2 separate regions of the Homo sapiens genome follow, and region 1 is linked to region 2. A link is a loop called in an ENCODE intact Hi-C map of the cell type or tissue named here. Cell type or tissue: GM12878. All regions are shown on one strand. Links, peaks and the distances in the headings refer to the core of each region. The heading gives the core; the rest is flanking DNA. Region 1 has its middle 20 kb from the start of ALDH9A1. Region 2 has its middle 36 kb from the start of LMX1A.

Region 1 (2,918 bases), core at 100-2,599, 330 kb after region 2:
TCACTCTGTTGCTCAGGCTGGAGTGCAGTGGTGCAATCTCAGCTCACTGCAACCTCCGCCTCCTGGGTTCAAGCGATTCTCCTGTCTCAGCCTCCCAAGTAGCTGGGATTACAGGCGCACGCCACCACACCCAGCTGATTTTTATATTTTTAGTAGAGATAGGGTTTCGCCATGTTGGCCAGGCTAGTCTCAAACTCCTGACCTCAGGTGATCTACCCGCCTTGGCTTCTCAAAGTGCTGAGATTATAGGCATGAGCCACCGCACCCAGCCAAAAAAAGGCTTTTTGAAAAAGAGGATGAGGCAGTGGGTAGCTAGGAGCACATCGACCCTGCCTCTTGGTCCTCAGACAAGAGAAGAGAAACAGCAGCGTCTGCTCAAAAGGGTTGTGAATTATCATGGATTATCAGATATATTTGTGTAATTACATTGACATTTCCCTCATAAGAAAGTTAGGTTTTTAGTTCAAGTGGTAGGAGTATTCTATGATAAAATTGAGAATCTAGCAAAGTCTCAGCAAAGAACAGGGGCTGCAGAGGACACATTGAAAATTAAATACAGAGCAAAGGTGAGCCAGGATGGAGGAAGGCCTCGGCAGACTGGAGACATGCGATAAGAAAGACAATGGTCCCAGGAGAAGAGGGACAAGGGGGTCAAAAGGCATGCCAGAGAGACCCTCCCAGATCTACCTGCTCTCTTTCTCTCCTATTTTTAAGATTTCTCACCTTGTCGAGGGGGAAACAAAGCCTTTTATTGTTTTTTGTTGTTTTGTTTTTACATGGAAGTTTATTGAGAAGCTTGAGGAGTGGCAGGAGAGTCCAGGAATAAAAAAATGTAATAATACTTGCTGTGCATTTACCAGGTCTATGTCTTCATGTTCAACCACAGGGAGCCTCTCGTTGGCCCCATTAGAGGACCCATTCTTATTTATTTATTTTTGAGACAGGTTCTCATTCTGTCTACCAGGCTGGAGTGTAGTGGCGTGGTCTTGGCTCACTGCAGCCTCGACCTCCCTGGGCTCAGGTGATCCTCCCACCTCAGCCTCCTGAGTAGGTGGAACTATAGGCACCTACCACCATACCCGGCTAATTGTTGTATTTTTTTATAGAGACGGGGTTTCACCATATTGCCCAGGCTGGTCTCAAACTCCTGGGCTCAAGCAATCTGCCCACCTCAGCCTCCCAAAGTTCTAGGATTATAGGTGTGAGCTACCGCACTTAGCCCAGGGGACCCATTCTAAAGTTTCCTCAGTGTGTAATCTACTCTACCTGTCTCCCTTCCCCTAAACAGTGGATACAAAACACTTCATCTCCCTAAAAAGCAGGCAGGGCCAATTTTTGTCACTAGGTGGCATGCACATATAAGCAGTGAGTTGAGTTGCAGAAAAGATGAAGGAAAACTAGAAAAAGCAAACCCATTCAACAACAAAGAAGGAACTTCAAGAATGAGGTAAACATATTTAAATTGCCTTTTTGAAATCGTTATCACCAACTTGCTTTTTTTCGTGCCCCACAACTTCAGGCTGAGTACTTGGTAGTGATAGAAAGAACTATCCCTGAACCAGGTGGCAGCAAAAAGCAAAACATGGACTAAGAGAAGCCAACAAGCCAAAGGAACTAAGGGCTTAATCACCCTTTTGGGCAGCCCACTTCTATCTCGAATGGCCTCTCTAAATCATTGTGCATATTATTTAGTATTTTTATATTATCCAAAAGTCATTCCCCCCCACCCCACAGTTTTTTTTTTTCTTTTTGAGACAGAGTTTTGCTCTGTCACCCAGGCTGAAGTGCCAGGATCACCTTAAATTATCCAGTGGGATCACCTTAAATTATCCAGTGAACATGAAGCACAGCCAAGACTAGAGGAAAATGAAATGTGTTCATCCACAAGTCTAGTGCTTAATCAGCAAGATTTTACTTGATAAAGTTAAAGCTTTCAGACAAATGAAAATAATCTTAAGAAAAATAATCTAACTCCAATCTAGAGTCATTATAAATTAATGATTACAGGGGAAAAGAGAAAAACAAATTGTCAAATGATTTCTTAGTGTATATAGAAACAATATGAATCTAAATTTTTTGAACACTTCACTATTCAACTGCTTTTAGTAATGTTCCCTTATAATTTACAAAGGAACTTTACATATATTATTCTCATTTCATTTTTGTAACAATTTTATGAGTATGCAGGCCATTGCAGGAATTATTGTCCTCTTTTTTTAGACAAGGAAACTGACGCTTACAGTAGCTACCAGTTGTAAGATTTCTGAGCAGATTTCTACTCAACTCACCTTTGTGTCCACAATGCCCGTAGCACAGGGTCTTGCACAGAGGTCGTGCTTTAAATGTGCTTGGTAAATGGGTGAACGAATGTATGCAATTATAGCATGATACAAATGTCAGGTTCTTGCCCTTTCTGATCCTCCAGAAAGTATATCTGAGAAAAGAAGTCACACTCTTGGCTAATGTCTTTCTGGAAAATTGGTTGTTCTTGATTATTTTCACCGAGTTATTCATTGCTATAATATAGTCAAAATCTTAGATAAGTCCACCACATCTAATTTAAAGTGGTCTTTAGTGTTCCAAACTTGACTTCACTCAAATTTCCTTATTCTTCAAGTTCCAGAGAGAACTTTATTTATTTTTTTCCAATGGCTTGCTGCCTGATGCAACCCATTAGTCAGTGGTAAAATTAATGGATTATGACCACATTTTTCGAAGAATGAAATAAAATACCAAAGTGCATAAAAGAGGTATTGTTTCATGGGACTTCTATAACTGGGATGCAATAATAAAAATGTGTTTCTTACTGTGGGGTTGTGGTCAAAAAAGTTTGAAGACCACTGCACTAAAGTATTGCCCCAGTTTGATTAAAAATGTAAAATGTTCTCTAGAATGGAAAAATCTGTCACCAGATCAAG
Region 2 (2,918 bases), core at 237-2,736:
GCAAAGCACAGTAATGAGAGAAACAAAGAAGAATGGATAAAATGAAACTGATACCAAAAAAGTCATTCGTATACAGTTTTAAAACAACAAAATAATACCATATAATTTCCATGGATGTCATGTATAGAAATAAACCTTTGGAAGGTGGATTTTCAAGGACCCACTAGAAAAAAAATAGGAACTTGGAATCTTTGGGGAAGATTTGGATCTGAGATAGCAGATGACAGGAGAAGAATAAACAAAAGAGGTAAATTGGATGGTCTGTTTTGCCATCAACTGAGATAGATAAACTCAATTCTGCTCACCTGGGATTAGAAACCATCTTTATAAATCTATATATATATATTTTTTGAAACAGGGTCTCACTCTGTCACCCAGAATGGAGTGCAATGGAGCAATCACGGCTCACTGCAGCCTTGACCTCCTGGGCTCAAGAGATCCTCTCACCTCAACCTCCCGAGTAGCTGAGAATACAGGTGTGCACCACCATACCTGGCTAATTTTGTTTTTTGTATTTTTTGTAGAGATGGGGTATTGCTATCTTGCCCAGGCTTATAAATCTATCCTTTAACAGCACACTAAACCCATAGCAGGTGTTCAACTCATAATTATTTAATAATTTTTTAATCTGTGTGTTTTATCCTTCAGATCCTGGGCTTTCTAAGGAATAGGACTTTTTCAGCGTTCTCTCTGAAACCAGTGCCCAGAGCTTAGGGTGAGCTCCTGCTTTCATGTAAGGTAATGAAGTAGAATGTCAATCTATCTCTAAAAGACATTATTGATTTGATGAGGTAGAAGGAACTTTAGAGATTATCTGGTTAGAATCTTTGATTTTACGGAAGAGAAAGCTGAAGGCCTGAGAGGTTTAGAGACATGCCTAGGTCAGACAACTCACCTGCCCTCTAACTCCCTGTCCCCTGCTCCTTCCACTGGGCCACCTGCCATCAGCATTGCTCCTCCTAAGGGCATTGCAACTTCAGCTTGCTGTGAACACCCACATCTGGCTCTGCAAATTTGGGAAGGGCTGATCTGGCACTTTTGTACTCTGCATGACAACCAGGAAAAGAACAACAGAAAATTTCCCTAAAACATCTCCCCATTAAAAGCTCGCATTTAGCCATTCTCAAATATCTCAAATTCTACCTGTGGGAAAGAGGTCTGACTGTCATGTTGCTGTGGGAACAATATTGTTGTACAGAGTGGTCACCCGCTTTGAAGAACCAGTCCTGATGTGGCATTAGCCTTCGGCTTTGTATGTGATGCCGGTGAATTGGCAGTTACATACCTGTGTCCCCTTTAGCTAGTGGGGTGGCTGACAGGTGAGGAGGAGGTTGTTCTTTCCCAGCCTGAACCTGACTCCTTTTCATGCATTCTCTATGGGATGCTCCAACCATTCCCCCTTGAGATTCCTCTTCTAAGCCCATTTCCCGAGTCTGAAGTAAACACTCCATTGAGTGAGTATCTGGCTAAGGGCACCCTTTCCTCTGAGTCTATTTGAAGTTCATTTCTCAAACTACTCTTTTTGTTTTCAATTTTTAAAGTCCCTTCCCTCTCAGTCCTCCTGGAAGCGGCTTTCTCCGGGATGTGATGCCCCTGAGCGGACAGCAGAGGGCGCCCATGCCTAACAATCTTCCCGCACAAAGTGTGCAGCCGGGAGGGGCAGGTTGCAAGAGTCCCTCGCAGCTGCACAACCCAAGATGCCTCCCCTGGGGAGGCTGGGCGGGGCCAGTTCCTCTGTGGTCTGTGGTCTGTGGTCTGTGGTCAGAGATGGTTGTGTGCGCCAGCACTGTCACGGGAGACATTTCCATGGAGTTTTCTGTAGAGGAGGGTGAAAGCTGCTCTTCCTGGCTGGGAAAGAGTTTGGGTCTCCAGTTCTCTTCATAAACTAACAAACCTCTTATTCAAATCTGCCTTCCCTGCCTGCCTTCGGAGAAAAGGGGTTTGTGCCTTCCATTCCACTCCGCACTTAGCCCCTCCCAGTAACTCCTTAATTAATCGTGTAGCTGCCGCCCCAAGCTTTCTCCTAGTGGAAAGGCATTGTTGATTTATTGCCTGAAGCCTTGAGATCGTTTGGCTCCAAGACCCAGTTCTTCCAGAGCCTGAGTCAGTTTTTTTGAGTTACAGAAGTGGTGGCAAATTTTCATTCATAGAGGGTAGATTTGGTTTTTAAAAATGATCAAATGCCATTCAGCTCCAAATCTCTTGAGCAATGTAGGAAATAAAGCTGAGAATATGAATGTGCCAGCCTGGGCCCTGGTGTATGCTGGGTTCCGGATTGATGGGCATGTTACATGAACCTGGACCAGGAGATATGTTATAGTTGTTGTTATTTAATAAGTCTTTACTATAGAATCATGAGATCATGTATCTTAGGTGGCCTTAAACCAGCTCTGAAGACAAATGTAAAAGGGAACTATCCAAGGAAAATATCACTGTAGTAAAACTCCTGAAGGAGATGTTAGCTAAATGTTGGTTTGTTTATCCAAGTTCCACATTTATTAAAAAACACCATCCCTTATTATTTTATGTTTGTTCTTCATATATACCAATCCCTCAACCTACAAATATTTCATGGGCACAGAATATAAAAAGTTCACTGAGGGCCGGGCATGGTGGCACACACCTGTAATCCCAGCTACTCGGGAGGCTGAGGCAGGAGAATTGCTTGAACCCAGGAGACGGAGGTAGCAGTGAGCCGAGATTGCACCATTGCACTCCAACCTCGGCTGAGACTCCATCTCAAAAAAAAAAAAAAAAAAAAGTTCACAAGGATATAGGCCCAAAGGTCTTGAAGTTGAGTGGCACTGGCTCTGCATCTGCCATGAGAGTAGCTGAGTTCCCCAGGCTACCACCGTGTGTGTCCCAAGACAAGCCATTGAATCTCTAGAGTCTCAGTTTCTCATCTTTAACATGGAGAC

What was found. Peaks named below come from ENCODE experiments on the same cell type or tissue, not always from the same donor. Only the 100,000 strongest peaks of a DNase experiment are listed, where the experiment ranks them.
Region 1: it touches region 2 in a loop (4-fold over the local background); 7 of 110 quality-filtered maps call a loop at or near these places.

Annotation. Positions count from the first base shown.
Region 1 is chr1:165,716,742-165,719,659 of GRCh38, forward strand. No RefSeq gene overlaps it. Among named protein-coding and RNA genes, the nearest start is that of ALDH9A1, 20 kb to the left of the region's middle. RefSeq lists an enhancer at 1,368-1,417. In GM12878, for the core only: a CTCF peak has its summit at 1,346 (motif pointing right); a DNase peak (open chromatin) is centred at 1,369.
Region 2 is chr1:165,391,463-165,394,380 of GRCh38, forward strand. No RefSeq gene overlaps it. Among named protein-coding and RNA genes, the nearest start is that of LMX1A, 36 kb to the left of the region's middle. RefSeq lists a silencer at 1,604-1,653 and an enhancer at 1,764-1,973. In GM12878, for the core only: a CTCF peak has its summit at 1,610 (motif pointing right); a DNase peak (open chromatin) is centred at 1,719.